2 separate regions of the Homo sapiens genome follow, and region 2 is linked to region 1. The links are chromatin loops, found by intact Hi-C in ENCODE. Cell type or tissue: IMR-90. All regions are shown on one strand.

Region 1 (8,000 bases):
AGGTTACAGTGAACTGAGACTGTGCCACTGCACTCCAGCACAGGTGACAGAGCCAGACCCTGTCTCAAAAAAGAAAAAAAAAAAAAGTGTGTGTGTGTATTATATATATATATATATTAGGGAATATGTTTGTAAAAATTATAAAATGGTTCTTATCTATAAAATACTGATAGGTGACAGACAATTTAAAATTTCTTACTTTCAGCTAGGCATGGTGGTTCACAATTATTTTTATTACAAAAATAAAATTTCTGTAATCTCAGCACTTTGGGAGGCTGAGGCGGGCAGATCATCTGAGGTCAGGAGTTCCAGACCAGCCTGGCCAACATGGCAAAGCCCCATCTTTACCAAAAATACAAAAAATTAGCCAGGTGTGGTGGCGCATGCCCATAATCCCAGCTACTTGGGAGGCCGAGGTGGGAGAATCACTTGAACCCGGGAGGCGGAGGTTGCAGTGAGCCAAGATCATGCCACTGCACTCCAGCCTCGGCAACAGAGTGAGATTCCGTCTTAAAAAATTAAGGAAATTTTCACTAAAATTTAAGGTTACTAAGAGTTAAAATTTTTAATTAGTACATATAATTCTATATATACAATGTGCCAAAAAATAAGGCGTTCTTGGTGAGAAAAAAATTATTAGAAAGTCATAAAAAATACATTTTATTGAGAAAAAGAATATTTTTATCGAATTTGGGGATCATTTAAAAGTTGTTTCACAGTAGCTAGAAAAGAACTAGTAAGTAGGAGACAGATGTAAAGAAAGTTATGGATATTAAGATGTAATTTTGGTAACAGAAGTCTTTCTAAAGATTGAAATTTGACATTAAAATACATTAATACAAAACAACAAAATAAGTTGGTCCCCTATGTTAGAATGACAGTTTGCTTACTGATTTGCTCTTAGTAAAATTTTAAGAGGTTTTATTTTTAATTCTAAAATCTTATTTAATAGAAGATTTAAACTAGTTCTAATTCTTCCTGAGATCTAACTAACTTCCCTAGTTTCAGATTGGAAATGCGGTGTCTTTCTTTCAGAATGGCCATTTCATTTCTAGAGGTAACATTTTTCTTTTTCAAACTTCTCAGATTTATATCCGAAATTCAACTTTCTCTGTACCACATTGCAGGTCATAAACCACTGCCTTCTGTTTTCTCCCCCTTTAAAAAGGTGTATCTTTTTGCATGGCCACAATGGTAACAGTGGTAGCTCTGTCTTTCAACATTTTTGTCAACTCCTGTAACATTTTTTCTCTGGTTCTAGTTCTGCTGTTATGGCCTGACACTGAAATGGTTAGCATGAAGGTCTGGAAAACCAATGTTTTCCTCCAACATAACTTGAATCTGTACTTTTGGCTTTTCTTCCTATGTCTAAATTGTTGTTCCATGTAACCAGGAAACTTCCCATGCTGTTACTAACAGCCATGTATTCCCTGGCTCATGGTACTAATTTCCTTGTTTACATTCCTCTAAAATACAGTGTACACTCATATCCCCGTACATACTCTTCCTGTGTCTGATTAAATTCAAGTACCCTTTTTGATTACTCAGGAAAACTAAGCTTTAAAAGGGTTCGAGTTTTCATATCCACATAACTTTCTGTATAGCTTTTAAGTCTCTGGTTAAATGACTATTCTTTTAACAGTGACCTGTGATTCTGTTTTGATCAAATGTTTTCAATCTTTGACAGGTTTCCCCAGAGTCAAAAATCCTAAATTAAGTCTTAAAATTAACTTCGGGACTGTTCAGCTGGGTCCCTGGAGAGTCTAAAGAATGGATCTCTCACCTTGTAGAGATATTAAATTATTAGATTTGGTAGACTGTATGAGCGGGCATTGTCAAATGTTGTGATACTGCATGGGAGAGCATTGTCAAATTATGTGATATTAGATCCCACTTCAGTTACATTTATAGGTATGTTATTGACACGCATGTTCCAAAAATTATATAAACTTATAAAAATTTAATGATTCATAATTTTGATTGTTACGCTAAATATTTGCTAAAGTTACATTTGTATAAATATGTTATTAATGCATTCTGAAGATTGTATGAAATTTATAAAAGCCTGGTGGTCCTGATGTGATGCTGTCAGTCATGATTCTGGTTATTGTCTTAACATGCTGCACGTAAGAGAAGTAACTAAATTTCCTTGTCAATTGGGAACTTTCATCAGATTTTCATCATAGCTATTCTGTTTCCATCATCCACAGTTCTGCTTTGAATTCGAAAAATATTTGCGATCAGCGATAGTCCAAATTTGCTTTTCATGGAAAAAACTCTTAACAGGTCCTCTTGAACACAGGTTTCTGATAACTTTCAGATCAATAAACTACCCCAGCCTTTACCACTATGCAATATAGGCATGTAAGAAACTTGTACTTATACCCTTTAAATATATTAAAACAAATGTTTTAAAAAAATAAACTAAACACAAATTCCTAGAACTCTAATAAACTTAAGGGTTCAAAAAACTGCTAAGCAAGATCAAGCAAAACAAAAAATCTATGAAATTAAGATAATATTTTTATAACTTTTATTTAAAACACTGTTGGTTGTATTCTAGATTTAAGAAAGGTTTCTCACAGATGTTATCTATAATTTACATCAGTTTGGTAAAGCACACTTGTAAACAAAGGTGGAAGCATTTGGTTTTTCTCCCTACTTGATCCCTCCAAAATTTGGAAACTATTCACAAATATTCTAATTTTCGTTTACATATCGGCTCTTTATAAGCAGGATAAAATCGGAAATATTGGTTATATTATCAAGGCTTTGACTGAAACATCATATTTAAGAATATGCATAAAATGCCCGGATTCAAGAGTTTCCAGCCTTACAGTGAGGGGAGAAAAATGTCACTTCCTGGCGGACCTGACAACCTTAGAACTTTTCGGGGAGAAGCTTGGCAGGGAGGGGACCTGGCAGCTGCTCCTGGGCAGGAACCAGAGGGCAAAGTCCGTGGCGACCCTCGGGCCTGGCGGGGACCTTACGCTTCCCGGCGTCTTTCCCTCTGCCCCGCCGGCTGCTGAGGGAGCGGCGGCCGCCCTGCGCCTGGAGGTCGTTCCCTCGCCTCCTCCGGGCCGCGGGTAGCGAGAGGCGGCGGCGGCCGGAGCCGGTGTGGGCGGCCTGAGGCGAAAGCCCGGCCGGCCCCTAGGGGAATGAAACAACCACCGGCTACCAGAGCAACAACGGCCTCCGCGGCTGCACCGCCGACTTCCCGGAGGAGCGAAGGCGCCCCGCAAAAACACGCCGCAGAGCGGAACCCGGGCCCCGCCGCCCCAGCAGGGGGCAGCAGCGACGCAGACAGGAAGCCCAGGTCCTGGGCGCTGGACACCTCGGCGGCCTCCGCGACCAATGAGCGCCACACCAACCTCCAGGCGGCGCTCCCACCGCACCTGCCGCCGCCGCCGCCCCGGGGCGAGAACTGCGCCGTCGGCCCTGCCACGCTGACCCGTGGGGCCCCGGCCGCCGCCCCAGGGTGACGAGGAGGAGCAGGACGGGGCCCCAGAGAAGGGCAAGAGCTCAGAGCTCGGGCTCCAGTGCCAGGAAAAGGCCAGGAGCAGAAGATGGAGAGATGGAGAAGCAGCAGGTGCGGAGAAGCGGCGCTCCACGGGCTGGGTCAGCATCCGCTGGCGGATCTTAGATGACTTTGAAGATGAGGAAGCAGGGCAGAAAGAGCGGAAACGAGAAGGTGCAATGACACAACGGAACCCAATGCAGAATCCAGCCCCAGGACTCAAACGCTGGCTTTAATTCCAACTCACACCCCGTGCCCCTAATCAGAGAGGATCAGGGGAGATGGAGGACCCAAGGAACCCTGGCACCTGAAGGGTGGGAATCTGAGGCCAAGACTGATTGTGGGAAATTGTGGGAATCAGGAAAGGAGGAAGTGAGGCAGAATGGGGGGACGGCGGGGGTGGGGGGATGGCGGGGAGCTGGGCTAGGAAGGATTAAAAATCAGAAGCTCAGAGGCGAGTAGATCATCTGACGTCAGGAGTTCGAGACCAGTCTGGCCAACATGGCAAAGCCCCGTCTCTAAATAAAATACAAAAAAATAGCCGGGCGTGGTGGCGCGCGCCTGTAATCCTAGCTACTAGGGTGTGCTGAGGCAGGAGAATTGCTTGAACCCGGGAGGCGGAGGTTGCAGTGAGCCGAGATGGTGCCACTGCACTCCTGCCTGGGCGACAGAGCAAGCCTTGTCTCAATAAATAAATAAATAGTTAGAACCTTAGGAAGGATCCAGAGGGGAACTGTCCTTAGGAAGGTGCATGCTGGGGATGAAGGAATTGGTTTTAAGACTCAGGAAGTGAGGGCAAGGGAGAGACGAGTGTTGGGGGTGCAGTGGGGTGCTAATGCAGCAGCCAAGCAGAAGACTGGAGGAAAACAGAGCCCTTCTCCTCCAACTCCAGCTGCTCCTCTGAGTCCCAGGCCACCTGCTCCTGTGTCTGCCAACCTACTGACATGTCTCCCAGCCCTGCTGGAATGCTGTTCCTCCTGATCTCTGCCCTGCCCCAGACCTTTCACTAACCCCACCACCCCCACTGTCCAGGTCCTACCACCCCACTGCCCCGACCATAGCCTGCCCCTATCCCAGATGCCTCTCCTTCCAGCCTCTTGCCCTAGGTGACACAAAGGGGACCTGGACATGCAGGTGAAGAGGGTGTTCTTCTGGGTCCTCCTGCTCAAGTATCCCGCTCATGCAGTTATGAGTGTGAGTAAATGTTGGATATGACACAGATTCTATTTCTCAAGCTGTTTCACACTGTGGTTTACCTAACAGTGTTTTTGTGGAATCATCTATGGGGATTTGGTCCTCCCTGCAGACCTCAGTGCAGATTTCTTGAGCAGCCTACAGGGGCTCTGGCCCCACCTGTCCACACCAAGTTCTGGGTCCTGCATGCCCTGCTTGGCCCAAATACAGCAAGGTTGACAGGATGGAAAGCTGAAAATGGTGACTTATAATATCGAAAAGTAAGGATTTCACGGCCCAGTGAAACAGAATGGAGAACCCAGAAATAAATCCTTGCATTTACAACCAACTCATTTTTGACCAAGGCACCAGGAACATACCTTGGGAAACAGATGGTCTCTTCAATAAATGGTACTGGGAAAATGAGACACGTGAAGAATAAAACTAGACTTCTATGCCTCATCATATATAAAAATCAAATCAAAATGAATTAAAAACTTACATGTAGGAAACTATGAAACTACTAGAAGAAAACATAGGGGAAATACTTTAGAACACTGGTCTAGGCAAAGATTTCCTGAGTAAGACCTCAAAAGCACGGGTAACGAATGCAAAAATTGATAAATAGAATTACATCAAGCTAAAAAGCTTCTTCACATCAATAAAAATAAAAATAAAGTGAAGAGACAACCCACAGAATGGGAGAAAAATTTTCCAAACTATTCATCCAACAAGGGATCACTAACAAGAATACGTAAGAACTCAAAAACAAAAATTCCAAATAATCCAATTTAAAAATGGGCAAAAGATTTCAATAGACATTTCCCAAGAGAAGATACACAAATGGCCAACAGTTATATGCAAACATGTTTAACATCACTAATCATCAGATAAATCCAAATCAAAACCACAATAAAATATAATTTAACCTCAATTAAAATGGCAATTGTCAAAAACTCAGAAAATAACAAATGCTGAAAAGGACACAGAGAAATGGGAGCGCTCAAACACTCTTCGTAGGAACATAAAATAGTTTATCCACTATGGAAAACTGCATGGAGGTTCCTCAAAGAACTAAAAATAGAACTATCATATGATTCAGCAATCCCACTGCTGGGTATATGCCTACAAGAAAGAAAATCAGTATGTCGAAGAGACATCTGCACTCCCAGTTTATTGCAGCACTATTCACAACAGCCAAAATATGAAATCAACCTAAGTATCAACGGATGAACGGATAAAGTGTGGTACATATATATGAAAAAAAAAGGATTTGTGAATATACTAAAAGCCATTGAATTGTATGCCTGAAATGGGGAAGTTGTATGCTATATGAGTTCTATTTCAATAAAGTTGTTTTTTAAAACATAAGGAATCTTATTTAATAATCATCATGGGCATTCTTGGAAGCCCTCTGCAAGATCCTGTTTCAAGTTCTGCAAGTTTGGGGTCCAACCTGTGTGAACCTTGTTTCCCTATGAGTACATTATTTATGTTTGTGAAAGCTTGACAGCTCCAAGAACACTAATACTTAATCGTTGGTTTTAGCACTAGTCTGTGTAACCAAATACCACCTGTACCCCCTATAACTTACGGAAAAAAAGTGAAATGTCTTTTGCACTCTGTTATTTCGAGTTTGTTGATTTTTAGCAACATCTGGGTCATCCCTTTTCTTCTTCTCTGGCAGGCTGCCCCTAGGGATTCCCTGTTCAGCCAGTTTGATGAGAGCCCTAAGAAACCCATCAGATACCAAAATAAATGGCTATATTCTGCTGGAATGTTTGTAGTGGGGGAATCACATATGACCAGGAGGTGAATTATTATTGTCATTTCCTTTGTGAAATGTGTCACTTGTCATCTCTTGATTTACCCAAGGCAGGGAGAGAGAAAGAGAAAAAGGGAGTTGATCAGACACTTCCCATTAAGATAAGTATTAATAAATTTCTTCTGATCACCATGGCCCAGATACCTATGGAGGGATCTGGAAAGGTCCAGTGTTCAGGAACAACCCTATCATTTAGGCAGTGTTAGGCCAATTGAATACTTCCAATCAAAAGAACCTATTCTGTTTCCTTTGAGTCTTTTAAAAGGGCAAATGTCTTGAAAACGTTTATTCTTAGAGTTTTGGGGGTTTTGTTGTTGGTTGTTGTTGTTGCTTCTATCTTGGCTGCATTTTTCATAGGTCATCTAACCTCTCTTTTCCTAGCATCTTTGAGCATTTGGATAAATTAAGCTGTCTTGCATTTCCCACCTCCACCCTTGCTCATGGCCGCATTCGCCTCTCAAAATTCCCCTGAGCCTTCTGAGGACTTTTTTTTTAACTTTTATTTTAGATACAGGGAGTACATGTGCAGGTTTGTTACATGGGTATACTGCAATTAAGTAGTGAGCATAGTACTCAGTAGGTCGTTTTTCAACCCACGCTCCTCTCCCTCCTTCCCCACTCTAGTACACTGTGTCTACTGTTCCCATGTTTATGTCAATGGATGCTCTATGTTTAGCTCCCACTTATAAGTGAGAAAGTGCGGTATTAGGTTTTTCTATTCCTGTATTAATTTGCTTAGGATTATGACTGAGACCAACTCTTATCCTTCACGCTGTTAAGTAGCTCTGATCTTCAAGATTAGCCAGAAGGAATCTGTACACTCTGCAAGTGTTTCAGTGGCACTTTGTTTATACTGCTTATGGGGCATTTGAGTTCATTGCCTTAAATTGCAGGTAATTTGTTATAAATTTGCCTCCTCTAGAAAGTCACAGGTTTTGTAAGGGAAAGAACTGGGTCTTGTCTGTTGACCTATCCTATAGGATATTTCCGTATTGGCAGCAGCTCATATTTCCATGTATTTTGTGCATCACTTGAGCAGAATTTGTCCCACTGAAATAATACCTACATGTCTTTTTAAATCAAATTAGTAATTCCTTGCTGAGGTTGATCTATATCAGTACAGTTAAACACTGGATAAGGGGTTCAACATAAAGATTACTTCCAATGTTGACAGTCTAAGATTCTGTAAAATTATTTGTGAGGGTGCAAGAAATGTGAAACTACCACATGTATAAGAATGTATAAGAATGGAGTGTACCACATGTGGTAGAATGTGTAGTACGTGGTAGAATGTATGGCACACTGTTTGACACTACACTATGTGGTATATCATAAAAATGTGACACTACCACATGTAAAGAATGCTATGACCTGTGGTCTCAAAGGTTAAAAAGGTTTATATCTCACCCTTCTTCATATATTTTTTATTTCTTTCCCTTTCCATATTCTCTTATTTAAGTTTTTTCATAGAGAAAAGTATATTTT
Region 2 (8,000 bases), 52 kb before region 1:
TTTGGATTAGGAGCAGCATAACATCCCTCCACAAGAGGTCAAACACCTGAGTTAGGTTTTGGAAAGCTTCTATATACCTAACAGTGTCATAAAAAATCTGCCTAAGTCTCCCTTTATTTGCCTAAGGTCCTGCAATAAGAAGGGAGCTTGAACCCTTGTGGCATCACCTCTGTTGGGCATTACCTGTAGGCATAAGTGTGAAGGTGCAGAAATGGGGAGTTTTTAAGGTGGTGGGGGTAGAGCACCTGGTGGTGCAGTGGGAGGTTGCCCCAGGTAAGGGGGATTGGAAGGGCTGTAACACTCAATAGATGATTTCTCCATGATATGGTTTGGCTGTGTCCCCACCCAAATCTCATCCTGAATTCCCAGGTGTTATGAGAGGGACCTGGTGAAAGGTAATTGAATCATAGGGTCAGGTGTTTCCTGTGCTGTTCTTGTGATAGTGAATAAGTCTCACGAGATCTGATGGTTTTAAAAATGGGAGTTTCTCTGCACAAGCCTTTTTGGCCTGTTGCTCCTCCTAGCCTTCTTCCATGATTGTGAGGCCTCCCCCACCACGTGGAACTGTAATTCCATTAAAATCTCTTTTTCTTCCCAGTCTCAAGTATGTCTTTATCAGCAGTGTGAAAATGGACTAATTCAGTAAATTAGTACCAGTAGAGTGGGGCACTACAGAAAAGATACCCCAAAATGTGAAAGCAACTTTGAAACTGGGTAACAGGCAGAGGTTAGAACAGTTTGGAGGACTCAGAAGAAGACAGGAAAATGTGGGAAAGTTTGAAACCTTCCAGAGACTTGTTGAATGGCTTTAACAAAAATGCTGATAGTGATATGAACAATAAGGCCCAGGCTGAGGTAGTCTCAGATGGAGATAAACTTCTTGGGAACTGGAACAAAGGTGACTCTTGTTATGTTTTAGCAAAGAGACTGGCAGCTTTTTGCCTCTACCCTAGATATTCATGAAACTTTGAACCTGAGAGAGAGAATTTAAGTTATCTGGCAAAAGAAATTTCTAAGCAGCAAAGCATTCAAGAGGTGACTTGGGTGCTGTTAAAGGCATTAAGTTTTAAAAGGGAAATAGAGCATAAAAGTTCAGAAAATTTGTAGCCTGACAATGCAATAGAAAAGAAAATCCTATTTTCTGAGGAGAAATCCAATCCAGCAGCATAAATTTACATAAGTAATGAGAAGTCAAAAGTTAATCCCCAAAACAATGGGGAAAATGTCTCTAGAGCATTTCAGAGGCCTTCACAGCAGCCCTTCTTGACACAAGTCCAGAGTCCTACAAAGAAAAAGTGGTTTTGTGGGCTGGGCTTGAGGTCCCCATGCTTTATGCAGCTTAGGGACTGGTGCCCTGCATCCTGGCCACTACAGCCATGGCTGAATGGGACCAATAAAGAACTCAAGCTGTGGCTTCAGAGGGTGTAAGCCTCAAGCCTTGTCCACATTATGTTGAGCCTGCCAGTGCACAGAAGTCAAGAACTGGAGTTTGGGAACCTCCACCTAAATTTCAGAAGATGTATGGAAATGCTTGGATGTCCAGGCAGAAGTTTGCTGCAGAGATGGGGCTGTCATGGAGAACCTCTGCTAGGGCAGTGCAGAAGACAAATGTAGGGTTGGAGCCCCCAAACAGTATCCCTACTGGGGCACTGCCTAGTGGAGCTGTGAGAAGAGGGCCACTGTCCTTCAGACCCTAGAGTGGTAGATTCACCAACAGCTTGCACCATGCACCTGGAAAATTCATGGTCACTCAACTTCAGCCAATTAAGGCAGCCAGAAAGGAGGCTTTACTCTGCAAAGACACATGGGTGGAGCTGACCAAGATCTTGTGAACCCACTTCTTGCATCAGTGTGACCTGGATGTGAGACATGGAGTCAAAGGAGATCATTTTGAAGCTTTAAGATTTGATTGCCCCACTGGACTTCAGACTTCCCCGCAGCCTGAAGCCCATTTGTTTAGGTCAATGTTTCCCATTTGGAATGGCTGTATTTATGAAATGCCTGTACCCCCATTGTATCTAGGAAGTAACTAACTTGCTTTCAATTTTACAGGCTCATAGGCAGAAGGGACTTGCCTTGTTTTAGATGAGACTTCAGACTTTGGACTATGTACTTTTGAGTTAATGTTAAAATGAGTTAAGACTCTGGGGGACTGTTGGGAAGGCATCATTGGTTTTGAAATGTTAGGACAGGAGATTTGGGAGGGACCAGTGGTGGAATTATATGGTTCGGCTGTGTCCCCACACAAATTTCATCTTGAATTCACATGTATTGTGGGAGGGACCTGCTGGGAGGTAATTGAATCATGGGGGCAGGTTGTTCCTGTGCTGTTCTTGTCATAGTGAATAAGTGTCATGAGATCTGATAGTTTTAAAAAGAGGAATTTCCCTGCACATGTTCTTCTCTTTGCCTGACACCATCCATGTAAGATATGACTTGCTCCTCCTTGCCTTCCACCATGATTGTGAGGTCTCCCAAGCCATGTGAAACTGTGAGTCCAATTAAACCTCTTTCTTTCTTTTGTAAATTGCCTAGTCTTGGGTATATCATCTTTATCAGCAGTGTGAAAAACAGACTAATACACTCTGGAAGTTGCTTTTCTAGTCTTGGGGAATCATTCCCTTTGGGCCTTCCTGATATGATTGCTAGAAGGGCTGGGTGAATTGTGCAATGCTTGCAAAGGTCTGGGTTTTCTCATAGGGCAAAGAAATCTTGTATATAATGGACCTTGGGCCATTTTCCCTCCCATATGGAGAAAAGATCTAATTCTTGGACACAATTTAAATTAAAGCTTCCTTCCACAGTTTAGGCTGTTTCAAGTGGGTAAGAAGGCCACACCTTTGTGGGAAAAAAAAAGCCACTTTTCTTCATATCTCAGGGTAAAAAGAGTCCCAGTGTTTTCAAATGCACTCCAGAGGACTACAGGCCGAAGATGATCTGTTACTCATCTAGAAATGGAAGCATGAAAAAGATGTCCCTTTAGTCTCCTTCCTATTGGTGTGACCTAGGGTGGAGGGGAAGACAGTGGTGGCATGCTCCACCTACTGATTTCCCTCCTTGGCTCCTGAGTACCAGCACCTTATTTAATGTGCTGCCCATGGCTGCATTCTTGCAACCCTGCAGCCATTTAAAAATACAGGACCAGAGGAACTAAGCAATTGAGATTAGTCATGCTTACCCATGTGACTCTAGTCCTCCACTTGTGATTTCCCTTTGACTTCCTAGACTTATGTGGCCTCTGTGGCTCCTAGAAGGATGGATCTTGGGAAAAACTATAATATTTGCATTTGAGCAAGGCTCCTTTAATGGATAGTGCATGCTAGATTGAACTCTATATCCTGCTTATTATGGCCCATGTTAAAGCGTTTACCCTTAGAGAATGGTTCCAATTAACTTCCAAACTTGAAATCCCCTTGCTGATTGCCATTCTAACTGGTGTGAGATGGTATCTCACTGTGGTTTTGGTTTGCATTTCTCTGATGGCCAGTGATGATGAGCATTTTTTCATGTGTCTGTTGGCTGCATAAATGTCTTCTTTTGAGAAGTGTCTGTTCGTATCCTTTGCCCACTTGTTGATGGGGTTGTTTGTTTTTTTTCTTGTAAATTTGTTTGAGTTCTCTGTAGATCCTGGATATTAGCCCTTTGTCAGACAAGAGGGTTGCAAAAATTTTCTCCCATTCTGTAGGTTGCCTGTTCACTCTGATGGTAGTTTCTTTTGCTGTGCAGAAAGGATCTAGAACTAGAAATATCATTTGACCCAGCCATTCCACTACTGGGCGTATACCCAAAGGATTATAAATTATGCTGCTATAAAGGCACATGCACACGTATATTTACAATAGCAAAGACTTGGAACAAACCCAAATGTCCATCAATGATAGACTGGAGTAAGAAAATGTGGCACATAGACACCATGGAATACTATGCAGCCATAAAAAAGGATGAGTTCATGTCCTTTGTAGTGACATGGATGAAGCTGGAAACCATCATTCTCAGCAAACTATCAATCACAAGAACAAAAAACCCAACACCACATGTTCTCAGTCATAGGTGGGAATTGAACAGTGAGAACACTTGGAACAGGAAGGGGAACATCACACACTGGGGCCTGTCATGGGGTGGGGGTAGGGGAGAGGGATAGCATTAGGAAATATACCTAATGTAAATGACGAGTTAATGGGTGCAGCACACCAACATGGCACATGTATACATATGTAACAAACCTGCACGTTGTGCACATGTACCCTAGAATTTAAAGTATAATTAATTTAATTAAAAAAGAAAAAGAAAAAAAATCCCCTTACTATTTCAGTACCATTTTAATTGGAGGCAGAATAGGTGCCTTAAAAGAACATAGGGACCAAATGGCAGTTTTCTAGTTGATGGGACAGTATCGAAACTAAACAACTTTGTCTTTGGAGGACATTTTACTCCTAATTGTTGTTGAAGGCAGAGTTTTCCTGTTCACAGAAGCAGCATGAAGCCTGGTCTCTAGCAGAGGGGCACAAAAAGGGAGGAGAATTTGGAGGCTAGAGTGTTTTGGCAGAGGACCAACAATGTGCTTCATGGAGAGAATTCCCATCCCACTAGGTGGCGCTGTTGACCTTGAAATGCCATGTGATCTCTAGACTAAGGGCACAGGGTGACCATGACATGTCATGTGCTCTCCATACCAAGGGCAGAGAGTGAACTTCAAATGCCATGTGCTCTCCAGACAAGGGTAGAGTGTTACCTGGAAATGCCATATGCTCTCCAGACCAAGGGCAGAGAGTGACTTCACTGTGATGAGGGACCCTCTATTCCTAGAAAATTACAACGGCATTCCCTTGAGCTACACCTTCAGTTACTATGGCATTTCCTGATCTTACCTAACAAGATTACTTCCCTGAACTGTAAAATTGCTGTGGCATTGCATACAAAGAGAGAGAGGATGGGAGACATGGTGGTTGCAGACAGGAATGGAGGAAATTATAGTATGAAAGCTGGAGATCCTGTTGCTGACACTCTGTCAGGCAGTCAGAGGATGAGGTCAGTCCAAATCCTTTGAACAACACCAGGGAGTAGCTTCCGCCAGAAATCCTCAGTTGCTTCAGAACTTTTTCCAGCCCCATTCAATTGCTAGGTCCTCTGAAAGAAAACTGGTTCAAACATGGCCAATATGCCCAGCAACGTGTGGGTACTGGGGGATTCTACATGTTTTCCCCAGCAAGCCTCTCCCCCATGTCTTGTAAAGCTGGCAGCCATGCTAATTATTTTTAAATGACTGAAGGGAGCCCAGTATTTGGTATGATTTGATTCTAAAATGGAGGCTGAGAGCCTTGAAATGAAAGGACAGAGTTGAGTTTCACTCCTGTATTCAACATTCCAATGAAAGTACCTTGGGATCCTGGACACACCCCCAGTATGAAGATGCATTGTTGTCTAAGGTAAATACCTGAGGTTCATCGTCTTGCAACAAGAAGTCTAAGGGCATGGACACACACAAGGAGTGAGTTTAGGAGTAGAAGTTTTATTTCCAAAGAAAGAGAAAGGAGAATAGCTCTCTCTCTTGTGAGAGAGGGGGCGTCCAAATAAGAATTCTGCCCCATGGCAGAGTGAACCAGATTTTACAGACAGGCTTGAGGAAGCAGTGTCTAATTTACATAGAGCCCACAGATTGGTTGGACCAGGGGTGAGGTTTACATAGTGCATGGGGAAGCTGGCCATCCCATCCTAATCGTCTTATTATGCAAATGGGATCTTTGCTTGACTAATGCCATGTTCCCTGCTCCTTACTGTACATGTGGCTGGCAAAGAGAAGGGAAGATGGAACTGACATTTTGAATGTGCCCAGTCCCAGGCAGCCTTTTCTTATTAGCACAACTGATGGCATTCACCAGTGCAAGCTTCCAGCTTGTTTCTCTATGTCTGCAAGTCATTTTACAGTCTGCTATTTGTAGGAAAAGAAAGTATTTTGGGCTGCTTTTCATTAAAAGGAAAACCTTACTGAGGACTCCTGTGCTCTCACTATCTGCCTAAATAACTTTTTAAAACTCATATATTACTAACATATGTTGCATCTTGGAGAAGTTTCCATATGCATTGAGAAAAATGTGGTTTTTTGTTACTGTTGTGTGGAGTGCTTTGCATGTGTCTGTTAGGTCCAACTGATTATAGTATTGTTCAAGTCCTGTATTTTCTTATCGAAGTCCTGTCTGGTTTTCTTTTCTTCATCATTAAAGAATTTTTTTTGCTGGATAAAGTATTATAGACTGGCAGTTATTTCCTTTTAGCATTTAGATGATATTATTCTATCATCTTCTGAATTTCATTGCTTTTATTTAGAAGTTAGCAATAGTATTGTTACTTTGAAAGGAAATGCATTTTGTTCTCTTTCAATTTTTAGGAACTTTCTTTAATATGTGTTTTATAGTCTTTTGAATATTTTCTGCCTAAACATGTTTTCTTATATCTGGTTTCAGGCTCATAGTTCTCCTCCAATATGTAACCCAATATCTTTAATCTGCTCTGAAAAATTCCAGGTGTTTATCTGTTCAATAGCTTCTTCTCCATTCTATCTTATCTCTCCTTGGGAAGTCTAATTTCAACCTAAGCTCTATAAGCTTCTTCATTGCCTTTTCTCTATATTTTTTTCTTAAGACTGTATGTTGTTTTCTCATTTATTTTCCAATTTATGAATTATTTAGCTATGAAATATCTGGTATTAAACCCATTCATTAAGCAATTCGCTATAGTTAGTGTATTTTTAGTTGCAAAATGTTCATTTAATATTTTAAAATATTTTATATTGTTATGCTGGTATTATTTACCTTTGAATTTATTTCTATATATATGTAGTAACATTTACTGTTATACAACTTTCAGAGAATTCCAAGATTTATGTTAATGTGGGGTTTTATTCTGTTGTCTATATTTTATTCTCAAACTTCTCTATGTGTCTTGTTTTTATTTCTATTTAGACATGGGGTCTCCCTATGTTACCCAGGCATAACTCAAATGCCTAAGCAGAAGCAATGCTCCCATCTCAGCTTCCCAAGAAGCTAGGGCTACAGGCATGCACCACTATACTTGGTATGTCATTTTATTTTTTTGCATATCTAGTTCTTTCATGTTTTCTTTTGCTCTGTTGAAATATAAAATAAATGCAGTTAAGAGCAATCATATTAAGTATAAACATTAATGAATATTTACACGTGTATAAACTTTCATAAACACCATTCACATCAAGATCTACAACACTTCTAACATGCCAGATGCTCTATTATGCCTGTTACAAGTACATTTGCCTCAGAGAATGAGGTGTTATTCTGACAGAAGGTTGATTTTGTCAATGAGGGTTATACTCTACCAATGTAAAAAAATGGAGGACTTCTGGCAAGATGGCTGAATAGGAAGAGCTCCAGTCTGCAGCTCCCAGCGAGACTGACACAGAAGGTGGTGATTTCTGCATTTCCAACTGAGGCACCTGGTTCATCTCAATGGGACTGGTTGGACAGTGGGTGCAGCCCATGGAGGGAGAGCAGAAGCAGGGTGGGACATCGCCTCACCCTTGAAGTGCAAAACGTCGGGGAATTCTCACCCCTACCCAAAGGGAGCCATGAGGGACTGCGCCATGAGGAATGATGCACTCCGACCCAGATACTGTTTTCCCCATGGTCTTCACAACCCCCAGGCCAGGAGATTCCCTCCAGTGCCTACACCACCAGGACCCTGGATTTCAAGCACAAAAGTGGGCAGCCGTTTGGGCAGACACTGAGCTAGCCGCAGTTTTTTTTCATAACACGGTGGCACCTGGAATGCCACTGAGACAGAACCATTCACTCCCCTGGAAAGGGGACTGAAGCCAGGGAGCCAAGTGGTATAGCTTGGTGGGTCCCACTTGAATGGAGCCTAGCAAGCTAAGATCCACTGGCATGAAATTCTCGCTGTAGGCACAGCAGTCTGAGGTTGACCTGGGAAGCTCAAGTTTGGTGAGGGGAGGGATGTCTGCCATTGGTGAA

The links. Hi-C counts contacts between places; a loop is a spot of excess contacts. Peaks named below come from ENCODE experiments on the same cell type or tissue, not always from the same donor. Only the 100,000 strongest peaks of a DNase experiment are listed, where the experiment ranks them.
Region 2: it touches region 1 in a loop (2.3-fold over the local background); 10 of 110 quality-filtered maps call a loop at or near these places.

Annotation. Positions count from the first base shown.
Region 1 is chr10:95,180,482-95,188,481 of GRCh38, forward strand. The region is part of intron 3 of LOC107984257 (a long non-coding RNA gene); the gene reads right to left. It also overlaps the pseudogene PAWRP1. Among named protein-coding and RNA genes, the nearest start is that of ACSM6, 9.8 kb to the right of the region's middle. RefSeq lists silencers at 2,853-3,152, 3,343-3,672, 3,693-3,742. In IMR-90, a CTCF peak has its summit at 3,304 (motif pointing right); DNase peaks (open chromatin) are centred at 1,440 and 3,280; H3K4me3 peaks cover 995 bases; H3K27ac peaks cover 386 bases; H3K27me3 peaks cover 205 bases.
Region 2 is chr10:95,128,521-95,136,520 of GRCh38, forward strand. It overlaps LOC107984257 (a long non-coding RNA gene), which reads right to left. Exons shown (of 10, transcript XR_007062253.1): 7 at 1-8,000. Among named protein-coding and RNA genes, the nearest start is that of ACSM6, 62 kb to the right of the region's middle. In IMR-90, a CTCF peak has its summit at 4,591 (motif pointing right); a DNase peak (open chromatin) is centred at 4,591.